Regions from separate parts of the Homo sapiens genome. Here all the other regions are linked to region 3. Evidence: chromatin contacts called from ENCODE Hi-C or POLR2A ChIA-PET data. All regions are on one chromosome and are shown on one strand. Each heading gives the region's core, a stretch centred on a gene start or an enhancer-like site at or near the end of the contact. The rest is flanking DNA. Distances are from core to core; before and after follow the strand shown.

Region 1 (2,704 bases), core at 152-2,651, 130 kb before region 3:
CTGGCCAACCAACACGATGAAACCCCATCTCTACTAAAAATACAAAAATTAGCCAGGCATGGTGGCGGGCACCTGTAATCCCAGCTACTCAGGATGCTGAGGCACGAGAATCACTTGAACCCGGGAGGCAGAGGTTGCAGTGAGCCGAGATCTTGCCATTGCACTATAGCCTGGGCAACAAGAGCGAAATTCTGTCTCAAAAGAAAAACAAAAAATAAAAAATAAATAAAGGGGTGAAAAGGGACTCCCCTAACCCTCACTGCCACAGTGGTGAGAAAAGAAATCTTCTCACACCCCTAGAATCCACATAGTAAGAAGGGACTTTCCTGCCTACGTGACAAGATGGGAATCCCCTGTCACAGAAGCATCTAGAAAGTAAGGGATGTCCGTCCGTAAATAGAGTATGCACCTCCCAGCCAAGGAAACCGATCTTCCTTGAAGAACAGCTCTATCTACACGTTTCATACACTGTCTCATTGAATCTGCTTTATCATTCCCATTTTACAGACGAGGAATCTGAACTTGTCCATGGTCACAGAACCAGTGAGTGGTAGAATCCAGTTGTCAGTCAATACATGTCAGAATAGTTCCAAAATCACTGTTTCTTCCATTGTAAAATGCACTAAGTTGTCCTCGTGGTCAACTTATTTTAGTTTTTTGTTTGTTTTTTCCTTTTTTTTCTATAGGTGGGGCAAGAGGCAAAGAAGATGTTTTATGTTTTTTGTTTTTGAGACGGTGTCTCACTCTGTCTCCCAGGCTGGAGTGCAGTGGAGCAATCTCTGCTCACTATAACCTCCGCCTCCCAGGCTCAAGGGATTCTTCTTCCTCCACCTCCCTAGTAGCTGGGATTACAATCACTCACCGCCACACCTGGCTAATTTTTGTATTTTTAGTAGAGACGGGGTTTCACCATGTTGGCCAGGCTGGTTTTGAACTCCTGACCTCAAATGATCCACCCGCCTCGGCCTCCCAAAGTGCTGGGATTACAAGCATGAGCCACTGCACCAGGCCAAGAAGATAGTTTTAAAGGGAGAAGTCAAACAAGATGGTAAAGGCTAAAAAATTGTTCTCAAAATGTTTCCAAAATATCCCTTATCATCTTGAGACGGAAGGCAACTCATTGTTGATCTCATGTTAAAGCAACACAGAATAACACCATAAACTTTTTCCATCTACCGTTATCAAGATCAAGGAACCTGGGATTTGTCTTTGTAAATATTATTGACAAACTCCAGGCCAGCGGGGGAAACCCCTATATAGCCCTAGGGAACACACTTAGCCCAGCCTATGTTCCCCAGCATTCTCGGGTAAAACCCAGCTTTCCCCAGGCAAAAGGTGAAGGTGCATAGGAAGTCCAACCCTGTTTGGGAGACTGCCAGACAGAGCCGCCTTCTCAGACCCACTCACCTGGAGCTAAGGTGCCAACACGGGCGTCACTTGAAAATAAGCAGAAAAGCTCTGCAAGTCCCGGCACGGCCACACCACCTCTGCAGTTGCTTCCATTGGAATCACTCCCTGACTCGCTGCTATGCCAGTTTATTTTGTTGCTTATATTCATTAGATGAAAATGATTTAATTAGGCGATTACGTTCGGGCTTGTTTGGTGTGCAGTATCACTCCTGCATTTTTTGGTTGTGTCCACGTATTTAAACCTCAGGGGAAAGGAGAATATTTTTATTCCCATGGCACCTGTCCTTTAGGACAAATTAAATATTGTTTTCTCTTGCTGCCTACCTCATGATCTCACTGCTTTGGGGCTGCATAATGAGAAAGAAACCATTTCAGTAATTGCCATATTGTGAAGAGCTGTAGGGAACGTTATAGCTACTGTATCATAGTACTGAAGTTTTCGTTTATAGGAATAAAAATAGTGATAGAGGAGAGTCCACAAATGCATTGTTTTTCAAGGCTGGCTCAGTCTTTGACTATCTGTGCCCCCTTGATAAAAAATGGCCAAAGATATGCAGACATAGTCTAACTCCTCTTTTCTCATCTGTGCACGTTCAGGAGAAGCAACCATGAACATGAAACAAAAGGGGAAAAACACAGAATGTTTCAGTGCCGTGCATGCAACTGATGCTCAAAGAAAAAAAAGAAAAATACTTGGCCGGGCGTAGTGGTTCATGCCTGTAATTCCAGCCCTTTGGGGGGCCGAGGTGGGTAGAACACTTAAAGGTCAGGAGTTTGAGACCAGCCTGGGCAACATGGTGAAACACCGTCTCTACTAAAAATACAAAAATTAGCTGGGCGTGGTGGCGTACGCCTGTAGTCCCAGCCACTCAGGAGGCTGAGGCAGGAGAATCGCCTGAACCTGGGAGGTGGAGGTTGCAGTGAGCTGAGATTGTGCCAGTGCACTTCAGCCTGGGTGACAGAGCAAGACTCCATCTCAAAAAAAAAAAAAAAATACGGCTGGGTGTGATGGCTCACGCCTGTAATCCCAGCACTTTGGGAGGCTGAGGCGGGTGGATCACAAGGTCAGGAGATTGAGACCATCCTGTGATTGGTGAAACCTCGTCTCTACTAAAAATCCAAAAAAAAAAAAAATTAGCCAGGCGTGGTGGCGGGCGCCTGTAGTCCCAGCTACTCGGGAGGCTGAGGCAGAAGAATGGCATGAACCCGGGAGGCGGAGCTTGCAGTCAGCCGAGAATGCGCCACTGCACTCCAGCCTGGGCGACAGAGCGAGACTCCGTCTCAAAAAAAAAAA
Region 2 (2,700 bases), core at 42-2,541, 180 kb before region 3:
TTTAAAAAAAAAATGTCCTTTGGGAGGCCCAGGCAGGCAGATCACAAGGTCAGGAGATCGAGACCATCCTGGCTAACACGGTGAAACCTCATCTCTACTAAAAATACAAAACATTAGCCAGGCGTCGTGGGAGGCGCCTGTAGTCCCAGCTACTCAGGAGGCTGAGGCAGGAGAATGGCATGAACCCGGGAGGCAGAGTTTGCAGTGAGCGAGATCACACCACTGCACTCCAGCCTGGGCGACAAAAAAAAAATTGTCTCAGCCAGGCATGGTGGCCCATGCCTGTAATCCCAGTACTTTGGGAGGCCGAGGCAGGCAGATCACCTGACGTCAGGAGTTCAAGACCAGCCTGGCCAACATAGTGAAACCCCGTCTCTACTAAAAATACAAAAATTAGCTGGGCGTGGTGGGCAGGCGCCTGTAGTCCCAGCTACTCAAGAGGCTGAGGCAGGAGAATCGCTTGAACCCAGGAGGCAAAGGTTGCAGTGAGCCGAGATCGCACCACTGCACTCCAGCCTGAGCGACAGAGTGAGACTCCGTAAAAAAAAAAATTGTCTCAAATTGAAAACATGGACTAACATTCGTGTATTTGAAGAAAAAGAGATTTAACACTGTTTTTTATCTAAGATTGTTTTTACTAGACAATTTCTCTTATTTCTGCAATACCAAAAATATGCAACCATCAATCAGATTTCTTTCTTATATTCCCTTTAAACATTGTGAAAAAATGTTTTTCAGGCATAAGGAAAAGCCCAGCTCTCAGCCCGTCTCTTCATCCTGCCCCTGCCCATCCCCACCGTCACCATAGTGTAGGTTTGATCTTGTGTCCATCCCCAGCCCAGCCCCCTGCACAGATTGCATAATCTGCTTGCTAAGGCATAGCTCAGAACTTCAGAGTCCCAAAGAGAGCACATCAGTGACCCCACTGGGTAGAAGCCCCTGTCATTGTCATTTTCCCATTGAGATACAATCCAGAGAAGTGAAGGGATGATTTAATATCCCACAGGGAACAAGCAAGGGAAATCGCATTTTATTTAACCTTCAACCAGCCTAAAAGGTAAAATATTATCCTAAAAGGTAAAATGTACAAACACACTCAACCTCACAAGGCTTGCCTATGCTTTACCAAAGATCACACATCCAGTAAGGGCTGAGGCCTGACTTTGAGTGAAACTTATTAAACTCTAAAGTCTATACTCATTTAATAATACATCCTTCTGCCTCCAAGTTTTTCGTGGTCAAACCACATTTAAACCCAGATCACATGACTCCTGATGACTAAACAAGGGTTCTCTCCAGTCATTATTCTGGTGTTCTCCAGGAACAGCTCAAAGAAAAAGGTGTGGAGATGTAGCATTGGGTAGAAGATGAAAAGGAAGGCAGCTGAGAGCCACCTTGTTACTTCAGCCCTCTCTCCTCTTTTTCTTTAACATTTCATCAAACAAGGGCATGATTTATAAGCCATCTCCAGGTTGTGGCCCTGAGTCACTGTCCCTACCCAGTCCAACCCTGGGGGAGGCAGTCTCTAAGATACCCACCAATGACCCCCACCTGCAGGATTCATACCCTCGTGTTATACGCTCCCTCGCTGTACCAGGGTTGGTCTGGATAACCAACCCCATATAACAGCACTTCTGACAGTGGGTTAGTAAAAGTGTGCAACTTCCGACTTGGGTATTCTTTCTTTCTGTTTCTGTCTTGAATCACTCACTCTGGGGAAAGCCAGCTGTCATATCATGAAGACGCTTAGGCCACTTCAGAGAGGCACACACGGTGAGTGAGGAACTAAAGTCTCCAGCCAACAGCAAGCAAGGAACTAAAACCTGTCAGCAACCATGTGAGTGAGTTAGAAAACGATCATTCCCCAGCTGAGTGTTCATGTGAGACTGCAGCCCTGTCAAACAGCTTCACTGCAACCTCATGGAGACCTTAAGCCAGAACAACCCAGCTAAAATACTCCCAGGCCCCTGAGCCACAGAAAAAGATATCTGTGGCCTTAAGCTGCTAAGTTTGGATGTATTTTGTTACATAAAAATGGACAACAAATTCAAGTCCTGGGAAGTTCCTCCAAATACTAAACATTTCTCCTGCCTAGGCTTTCTCAGGTTATTCCTGTTGAAGTAAGTAGAGTTATTTTCCTTTGTCTCCATAAACAAATCATTGGTGTTAATCCACTGACTCCCCTCCCTGACTGGGGAATAAGCTCTGTAGCTGCTTCACAAATATTTCATTTGAAATATGCATATGGTTCTAGATGATAAAATCTTCAGAAAGCCACTACTGTCTGCTTCCTTTGCTTTGTCATTTTTATAGTCCCTTTAGTTTTCTGAATCTTTCCCTCACAATAAGTCGGTCAATAGAAACCACAGAATTTTAAGGAAGAGTTTGACTCCGCTCCTGGGCAGAATATTTAAATCATAGGTTGTTGTTTGTTTTCAGGTCAACCAGTACAATTATGCAACATAAATTCTTTTAAAGCATCTGGGACTTCAGTTCAATTTAAGATCCTGTGGGTTTTATTACCAGAATGAATGATTATAAAATACATGCATGCAAATGAAGAGATAAAAAAATTAAAGGGCATATGAAATTTAATGGATGCTACTTGTAATTCCATGCCAAATTGTTGCAAAAGACAGTGGCTAGGCCACCATGTGAAAATGTGGTTTATGGTATTTATAACTTGAGAATGCGATTTTA
Region 3 (2,700 bases), core at 25-2,524:
GATCTATTTATATAACCTTTCAATTTTTTATTATCCAGTTATCTGGATGCCCTCTATAAGACCTGCTGCTTCCATGTTATCAATCTTAAATTATAATGGGAAAAGAAGATATACCCGCAAAATGCCTTCTTACACTTGGAGTCCTAAAGGTGTCTTTTCCAAGGAAAGATGGGCCATCCATGCTGAAACAAGCAAAATACAAGTCAGTATGGAAAATTTCTTATTGTATCTTGAGTTTCAAGGGGGATTGGTAAGGACAACTTCACACATACTTTCAGTGGCCAGTTGCATAAATGTAAGTATGTACGGACCATTGCACTGGCCTCTTAACTCATCTACCTGTTTCCACTATGTACCCCTGAAATCTGAATGCCAGAAAGATCTTTCTAAAATGCAAAGGATCACGTCGCTTAAATTCTTCTTCTTTTTTGTGGGGGGGGTGGGGGGGGGGCGTGTGGGGCGGGCAGGGACGGAGTTTCGCTCTTGCTGCCCAGGCTGGAGTGCAATGGTGCCATCTTGGCTCACCACAACCTTCGCCTCCTGGGTTCAAGCAATTCTCCTGCCTCAGCCTCCCGAGTAGCTGAGATTACAGGCTCCCGCCACCACGCCCAGCTGATTTTTGTATTTTTGGTGGAGACGGGATTTTGCCATGTTGGCCAGGCTGGTCTTGAACTTCCGACCTCAGGTGATCAGCTCGCCTTGGCCTCCCAAAGTGCTGGGATTATAGGTGTGAGCCACTGTGCCTGGCCTTTTTTTTTTTTTTTTTGAGACAGAATCTCGCTCTGTTGCCCAGGCTGGAGTTCAGTGGCGCGATCTTGGCTCACCACAATCTCCGCCTCCCGGGTTCAAGCGATTCTTTTGCCTCAGCCTCCCGAGTAGCTGGGACTACAGGCACGCGCCACCACACCAAGCTAATTTTTTTTTTTTTTGAGACAGAGTCTCGCTCTGTTGCCCAGGCTGGAGTGCAGTGGCACGATCTCCGCTCACTGCAAGCTCCGCCTCCCGGGTTCACGCCATTCTCCTGCCTCAGCCTCCCAAGTAGCTGGGACTATAGGCGCCCATCACCACGCCCGGCTAATTTTTTTGTATTTTTAGTAGAGACGGGGTTTCACCGTGTTAGCCAGGATGGTCTCGATATCCTGACCTCGTGATCTGCCCGCCTCGGCCTCACAAAGTGCTAGGATTACAGGCGTAAGCCACCGCGCATGGCTAATTTTTGTATTTTAAGTAGAGACGGGGTTTCGCTATGTATTTTAAGTAGAGACGGGGTTTCGCTATGTTGGCCAGCTGGTCTCCAACTCCTGACCTCGTGATCTGCCCGCCTGGGCCTCCCAAAGTGCTGGGATTACAGGCGTGAGCCACTGCGCCTGGCCCCTCCCACTTAAAATCTTTCATTGGATTTCCACCGCTCTTGGAAAAACACCAAAGTCCTCACTGTGACCTGAGAACCCCCTTGGGACCCTAATCTTCCTATGCCTCCCTCTCCTGTGCTCACTGACTGCCTCTCACATTTGTCTTTCTTCAATTCCTTCCAAACTACTATCTTCTTCCTTTTGAAGAACCTTTACAAAGGTTATTTCTTTTGCTTGAAATAGTCTTCCCTTCTCATGCCTCCCTCAACTTATTTAACTCCTACTCAAATGTCACATTTTTAGGGAAGTAAGCCTCTTCAGACTTATTTGCATTCCCCATCATGCAAATTTATATGATTACACTTTTTCACAGAACTTTTACAGTCGTAATTTTCTGTGCATTTGTAAGCATATTTGATTCAAGTATGGCCACAAGGCTCATGACAGGATGGACAACGTCTATTTTGCTCACAATTGTCTCTTATGGCTTATGAGGGGATTTAATAAATATTGGTTGAATAAAATGAATAAATGAATGAATGAAATATAATTTGTAAGGTAAGGATAAAAGGCTTGTTCTTAGAGCCTGGAATTCTCTTCATTGTTTAAGTCTGATGACATAACATGAATTGGGAAATGTATTAAGAATTTCCGGAATTTTTTTTTTTTGAGACGGTGTTTCACTCTTGTTGCCCAGGCTGGAGTGCAGTGGCGCGATCTCAGCTCATGGCAACCTCCGCCTCCCGGGTTCAAGCAATTCTCCTGCCTCAGCCTCCCAAGTAGCTGGGATTACAGGTGCCCGACAACACGCCCAGCTATTTTTTTGTATTTTTAGTAGAGATGAAGTTTCACTATGTTGGCCAGGCTGGTCTCAAACTCCTGACCTCAGGCGATCTACAGTCTCGGCCTCCCAAAATGCTAGGATTACAGGCGTGAGCAACCGCGCCCGGCCGATTTCTGGAATTTGATTGTTGAGCCTGAAATGTATGTTTATAAGGCTCCATTTCTCTTTCTTTCTTTCTTCCTTTTTTCCTTTCTTTCTCTCGTTCTCTCCTTCTTTCTTTCTTTCTTTCTTTCTGTCTTTCTTTTTTGACATGGTGTCTTGCTCTGTCGCCCAGGCTGGAGGGCAGTGGCACAATCTCGGCTCACTGCAACCTCTGCCTCTCGGGTTCAAGCCATCCTCCTGCCTCAGCCTCCCAAGTAGCTGGGATTACAGGCATGCACCACTACTCCCAGCTAATTTTTGTATTTTTAGTAGAGACGGGGCTTCACCATATTGCCCAGGCTGGTCTCGAACTCCTGACCTCAAGTAATCTGCCCACCTTGGCCTCCCATAGTGCTGAGATTG
Region 4 (2,706 bases), core at 82-2,581, 140 kb after region 3:
ACTCAGGTGTGTCTAACCCAGGGTAACTTTTGTATCGTTTGTGGATTCTTTGCCCTTTGCATACCTACCTGAATAATGATATGGTGATGGTGATGATAGTAGGGAGAGGTGCAAAGACAATAGCTCCTGGATTGCATGTCCTCCTGTTGTGTGCCTGGCGTGATACTGCCCTGCTAGCCTGTCCTGTCCTGTAGCTTTCTCTGTAAACACATGCCAGGTGTGGCCTACTTAGGTTTTGTGAATTTGTCTAGTTGAGTCTGAGTTGTTAGAGCAGTTCCTTTCAACTGTTGATTTGCTTGACGTGAGATCAAGGGGGTGAAAATCATACACAACACATTTTTTTCCTCTTTGTTTGAAAGATATTTTCCTCTTCTGGACCCTATCTAGAAGAAGTATTCCTTAGACAATTTCCGGCTTCTTTTCTCTCATGAAGAGGAGGTAAGATTTTTGTTCTCACACTTATCTGCTTCCCAAAATATCCCCCCCGTTCTCATTAAGTTCTGACCACTCCTTCCTCTCATCTCATTTAATTCTTATTCATATCTAGAATTGTGTTTTAGGTACAATAGTAGGCATAAGTCACAGACATACTGTCATTTATTCCTGTGCATTTACAATAGAAGGTATTGAAAAAATTCAGCTTAGTGTCTTCATAGTTCTAGCTTTATGCATTTTCACAGACATTTATCCTTTGCCTCCTCTTTGTCTTCTGCTGAAGAATAGTGAACACAGTAGGGAAAAAAAAACCACAAAACCAAGACCAGGTGTTCTTAAGCAAAGAAGTTCTGGTTTGTGTTTTGTTATTTTTCCCTAGTCAGGTATTTTAAATTCGTAATGGTGGGTGTATAGCCCTAGATACATTGTAAGCTTTGCTGGATATTTACAAATTGTTGCCTAAACTGTAGAAGGGCTTAAGTCATTAGACATTCTATTTTAGTGACATTTTTCTGTTTTTCTGTATCATGTGTCTTGGAAAAACTTTGAAGTTCTTTGATGTTAATTTTGTAAGAATGTGTGTCTGAAAATATTTTGACTGAATAGACTCTGGGTTACAGTTAAGAATTTCTTTGATTTGGCACATCTTCTCTTTAGCATTTCATAGCTTTTATCATGGCCTGCATATACAACATGTCAATTATAATGCCTGATAGGTCTCCTAGGAGTTGTAGCTTCACAATATATAGGAGGCATCAGGCACAAATCGATACTGCAGAGAAAAAATTAGAGTAACTAAAACATAAATGACGTATTTTGTGAATAAGGAAGTGTTCTAGGTATGCCTTCCAGTAGTAAGCGGACAACACCAAGATATAAGGCACGTCTTCATACATCATTGTCTGTACACAGAACATCGAGCATACAGGAAGCTTCCTGAGTATCTTGCTGTCTCTCAATTGAAATACAAACCAACTCTGGCTCTGACCATCCTACTTTAATATTGCAACCCAGGGGTTCCTCTTTCACCTCTCTTCCCCCCAACTTCTGAATCCCTTTACCCTGCTTGGACTTTTTCTTTTTTCATAGCATTTATGATTGTAACATTACTTATTAATCAAAATTCTGCTGGAATTTAAACTGTGAGAGAGCAGGGATCTGTGTTTTATTTACTGATGTATTTTAGTAAGTTTTGTCCCCAGTGGGTGAATTAATAGTAACTCGATGTAAAGGGCTAACTTTTAATGTTAACAATCTCTAGTAGAAAGGTTAATTACAATTTGTTTTTTCTTCCTTCTTCCTTTCTTTCCCCACCTCTTCTTTCTTCCCATAGTTCTGTTGTCTACTGCAGGACAAATCTTACAATCATCCCAAAATACAAAAACAAAACAACCTTCTGTTTAGTCTTGGAGGTAAACATAGGCTTTAAATTACATTTCTTCCTATTCTCTTAAAGGGGACTTGCTTGATAGTTTGTATTTTCTTGAGTAACTAATGCATTTCTAATGGAGAGAGTTCATTTAGTGTGCAGGTTCTTTGTTTCTGATTGAATGTTTGGTTGCTTTCATATTCAGTTTATGTTCAATTAAAAAATTGGGAAAAGGTATGAAATTGACAATTTTAAATGTAATTTTGTTTATATATTAACTTGTTTTTAAAAATTAATTACAAATATACAATTTACTTGTTTTTTCCCCATATTTATCTGTGAATTAGATTATGATTTAGGATTGTTAGAAAATGTGAAAAGAAAACATGTTTGACAATAACATTTTCATCTCTATTATAGAAGTGATTTTTGGTATCCAGATATCCTTATCCCATCAAAAAGCTAAAATGCAAGCTCATTTTCTGTTAATTTTTAAGATGGGCATAACATTTCTTCTCATCGCTGCTTGGTGAACATTAGCTAGTATTGCCACAACTTATGGCCAGTGTTTTCTGTTTCTTCCTTCCTTCTATTTGCTCTGGCAAAGAGGACGCATTTCCAGGACCAGTCTCAGCTAGCCCAGTGTCTTTATTGTCTGTTTCTTTGTTGTTTGCATTAATAAAAATACCATTAGTATTTTTTAAACTCATGGAAATTCATAATTCAAACAATTTTTTTGCTTAGGGAGTTGATTCTTTTTGTTCTTTTAATACTATACTATTTTTAACCTTTTTGCTCCCTTTTAAACTATACATGCAGTTATAATTAACTGATATTAGTATTACTTCTGTGCGAAAATGCCTTTAGGCATTCAATAGGATTATAAATCCTAGTTTATTTTC
Region 5 (2,700 bases), core at 119-2,618, 210 kb after region 3:
GTATGTGTTCTTTGATTACATCAATCTATAAGCACTGTATTTTATGAGGCAGGCATATCACAAAAGCGTTAATCACACAACCTACGTTGCAACATTTCCTACATCCCAACAATCTTGATTTGGTTATGTAGTTTGGTTTTGTTTTTCTTTTATGAACCTAATAGCGTGTTTGTTTTAATGCTACTTTTTGTTTATTTTAGCCTCCTCTCTAACATTTTGCAGGCTGCCCTGTATAAAATTAACACCTCTGGAACATCCTGACATATATTTGGCCTTGTGAATAACACTTTAATGTATCTTTAACTGTCTTCTAATTGGATTTTTCAGGCCTCCCTTCCCCATTTTTTTGCACTTGTTAACAATAGAAAGATTACTAACCAAAAAAATTAAAATTTTTAGAATTGTATTTTAAGTGATAATACTTAATGTCAAAATGAAAGTGCACAGTCAAAATGAAAGTGCACAGTAGTTACTGAATTAGGTTCCATGGAGGAAAACGACGTGTAAACTAGACACTCCAATAAAGGGAATTTAATACAAAGAAATATTTGCAGAGGTGTTGGGAAGAGTGAAAAACTAAGGAATAGGAGGTAACCAAGAGACTAATTGAAGGAAGTCTAAGACTCTAGAGGAGAAGGCAGGACCTGATTGTCCAGTGGGGACTGGGTTGTAGAGGATAGGCTGCCTGGCAATGCTCGACACCCAGCCTGAAATGATGGCAGTCGTGCTTGTCTTCTTACTACTCCTAACTTTGGACTCCTCACTTTGAACTCCTGACAGTGTCTTACATTGTATGAACCCATCTGGAAACCACTAGGCACAGGAACCCGGGACATAACTTACAATAGCCCTCCTGGGTTGCACATCCTAGCAGGGCAGAGTGCAGTAAGGAACGAATGAGAGTTGACTGCCAAATGAACAGGACAGTCATCCACATTGCTGTCAGAAATGGTGATACACACAAGTAGAGGCAGAGTTCACACATCATGCGGATAAAGTTGGCACATATTTTTGTTTACTAGTTGATTTAGGTTGGGTTTCTCCAAAAGGCAGGCCCTGTGCCAAACATTTGAGTGAAGTGACTTATTGTGGAAAACCTCTTAGGAGAAATAAGTGAAGAAATATGGGAAGCAGGATGGGGGGGAGGGAAGAAGCCAAGGAAGGAAGTGATTCTGGTGAAGAAAGGCCCAGTCTCAGCCTGGTGCAGAGGGGAGCTTGCACCTCAAAGTTTTTCTTACATTGAACCAAGGGTGCTAGGTCTTTAGATCTCTCCTCCCTCCCTCCTTCCCAAAAACATACACAACACCAGCTTGGATACAGAGCAGCAGAGCAAGGCAGTTCTGTGAAGTTTGTCCCTGGCAGCCCTTAGCAGTGAAGCACTCAGCTGGGAATTGGACACAGCACAGGCAAAAAGGCTTATGGGCAGGAAGAGCAAACACCAGCTAAAGCAGTGCTGCTTCATGACTAGAATAAAAATACAGCCTGCAACTTACTCAGCCTGACAACTCTGAGGTGTGATTTTTGACTATGTTTACTTTGTTGGGAATTCTCATAATTTGAAATTTTGTATAAAAGGTGAATTTATGTTAATAATTTTATATGGCACTTTGTTAAAAGGTTGATTGAGGGAGGATTAAATATTTTAAAAATATAGTTATTTGAAATTTCATGTAACCTCCATAGTAAGTTCCCATTAAATCTTTTCTTTCCAGTCTGTTTCCTTTATGAGCTTACTCTATCCAAGTGGTGTCCTGATACCTAGTTTTTCATTGTAGAAATATACCCAAAACTAATTATTTTAATGTCTGGTCATATTACTACAATTCGCTTCTTTGTTCTTTAGTACTTAGTACTTTTAGATTTGGGGCTTACCTGATTTGTCTTTAGCCAGGCAGTGAAATCAATTTCACTCTTTCCTGTTGTACTTTATCTTTTAAAAAAAAAAAATCTCAGTATAGTTCTGATTAAAATTTCCTTTCTGAGTCCTAAATGCTTTAAATCTTCTTTTCCCATTCTTTTTACTTCTCCTATCCATAGTTACAAGTTCTTACGCATGACATATCTCTTGGCTGATAAGTTTAACTGCTTAAGCACCTGTTTATGTTTCATTTTTAACATAGCCAGTTACTATTATGCTTGGATATACACAATGAGGGAGTTTGTGGCTTTGTTTTCCCTTTCCACAGACGTCTCTAATCTCCTTTATTAAATGCTTTGTATTTCTACTAATTAGTATACATAGCTAAACTTTTTGTTTTTGTTTTTTGAGACATAGTAGTCTTACTCTGTTGCCCAGACTGGAGTGCAGTGGTGCAATCACGGCTCACTGCAGCCTCGGCCTCCCCAGCTCAAGCAGTCCTCCTGCCTCAGCCTTCCAAGTAGCTGGGACTATAGGCATGGACCACTACACCTGGCTAATTTTTTATTTTTTAGAAATGAGGTCCCACTGTCTTGCCCAGGCTGGTCTCAAACACCTGGGCTCAAACAGTTCTCCTGCCTTTGCTACCAAAGCGCTGAGTCACACCTGGCCACACAGCTCAACTTTAACTCTCCTGTTTTTCCCCTTTAAGTTTTTTCTTTAAATTAGGGTTGACAAACTTTCACTAAAGGACTTGAAAGTATTTTAGACATTGTAGGCCATAAGATCTCAGTTGCCACTAATCAGCTCTGCCCTTGTAGTGAAAAAGCAGCCATAGGTAA

The links. A loop is a pair of places that touch in the nucleus more often than their neighbours do. ChIA-PET counts read pairs that join two places held with the same protein, here RNA polymerase II (POLR2A). Pooled maps may share reads with other maps.
Region 1: a pooled map shows a loop between it and region 3 (3-fold over the local background). The contact joins two enhancer-like sites. A Hi-C loop is called at or near these places in 1 of 168 maps with a recorded cell type or tissue (B cell), 2 of 37 single-sample maps with no recorded cell type and 3 of 50 pooled maps. POLR2A ChIA-PET finds 5 or more read pairs at or near these places in 3 of 52 experiments (K562, OCI-LY7 and activated B cell).
Region 2: a pooled map shows a loop between it and region 3 (5-fold over the local background). The contact joins two enhancer-like sites. A Hi-C loop is called at or near these places in 6 of 37 single-sample maps with no recorded cell type and 4 of 50 pooled maps. POLR2A ChIA-PET finds 5 or more read pairs at or near these places in 1 of 52 experiments (OCI-LY7).
Region 4: a map with no recorded cell type shows a loop between it and region 3 (2.5-fold over the local background). The contact joins two enhancer-like sites. A Hi-C loop is called at or near these places in 2 of 37 single-sample maps with no recorded cell type and 2 of 50 pooled maps. POLR2A ChIA-PET finds 5 or more read pairs at or near these places in 2 of 52 experiments (activated B cell and activated T-cell).
Region 5: a loop to region 3 is called in a pooled map, with 2.5 times the contacts of the local background. The contact joins two enhancer-like sites. A Hi-C loop is called at or near these places in 19 of 37 single-sample maps with no recorded cell type and 5 of 50 pooled maps. POLR2A ChIA-PET finds 5 or more read pairs at or near these places in 3 of 52 experiments (A673, OCI-LY7 and activated naive CD4-positive, alpha-beta T cell).

The regions. Positions count from the first base shown.
Region 1 is chr3:177,376,013-177,378,716 of GRCh38, reverse strand. No RefSeq gene overlaps it. Among named protein-coding and RNA genes, the nearest start is that of LINC00578, 65 kb to the left of the region's middle. RefSeq lists an enhancer at 271-450. Within about 2 kb of position 1,401, at least 5 of the 41 ENCODE cell types and tissues checked have a DNase peak (open chromatin) inside an H3K27ac peak, as active enhancers do.
Region 2 is chr3:177,426,307-177,429,006 of GRCh38, reverse strand. No RefSeq gene overlaps it. Among named protein-coding and RNA genes, the nearest start is that of LINC00578, 14 kb to the left of the region's middle. Within about 2 kb of position 1,291, at least 5 of the 41 ENCODE cell types and tissues checked have a DNase peak (open chromatin) inside an H3K27ac peak, as active enhancers do.
Region 3 is chr3:177,246,050-177,248,749 of GRCh38, reverse strand. LOC107986053 (a long non-coding RNA gene) reads right to left here. Exons shown (of 3, transcript XR_001740576.2): 3 at 117-182. Among named protein-coding and RNA genes, the nearest start is that of LINC00501, 47 kb to the left of the region's middle. Within about 2 kb of position 1,274, at least 2 of the 41 ENCODE cell types and tissues checked have a DNase peak (open chromatin) inside an H3K27ac peak, as active enhancers do.
Region 4 is chr3:177,108,541-177,111,246 of GRCh38, reverse strand. The region is part of intron 1 of TBL1XR1 (TBL1X/Y related 1); the gene reads left to right. Among named protein-coding and RNA genes, the nearest start is that of TBL1XR1-AS1, 72 kb to the right of the region's middle. Within about 2 kb of position 1,331, at least 3 of the 41 ENCODE cell types and tissues checked have a DNase peak (open chromatin) inside an H3K27ac peak, as active enhancers do.
Region 5 is chr3:177,039,884-177,042,583 of GRCh38, reverse strand. The region is part of intron 10 of TBL1XR1 (TBL1X/Y related 1); the gene reads left to right. The region is part of intron 2 of TBL1XR1-AS1 (TBL1XR1 antisense RNA 1); the gene reads right to left. Among named protein-coding and RNA genes, the nearest start is that of TBL1XR1-AS1, 3.8 kb to the right of the region's middle. RefSeq lists a silencer at 714-958 and an enhancer at 2,369-2,663. Within about 2 kb of position 1,368, at least 9 of the 41 ENCODE cell types and tissues checked have a DNase peak (open chromatin) inside an H3K27ac peak, as active enhancers do.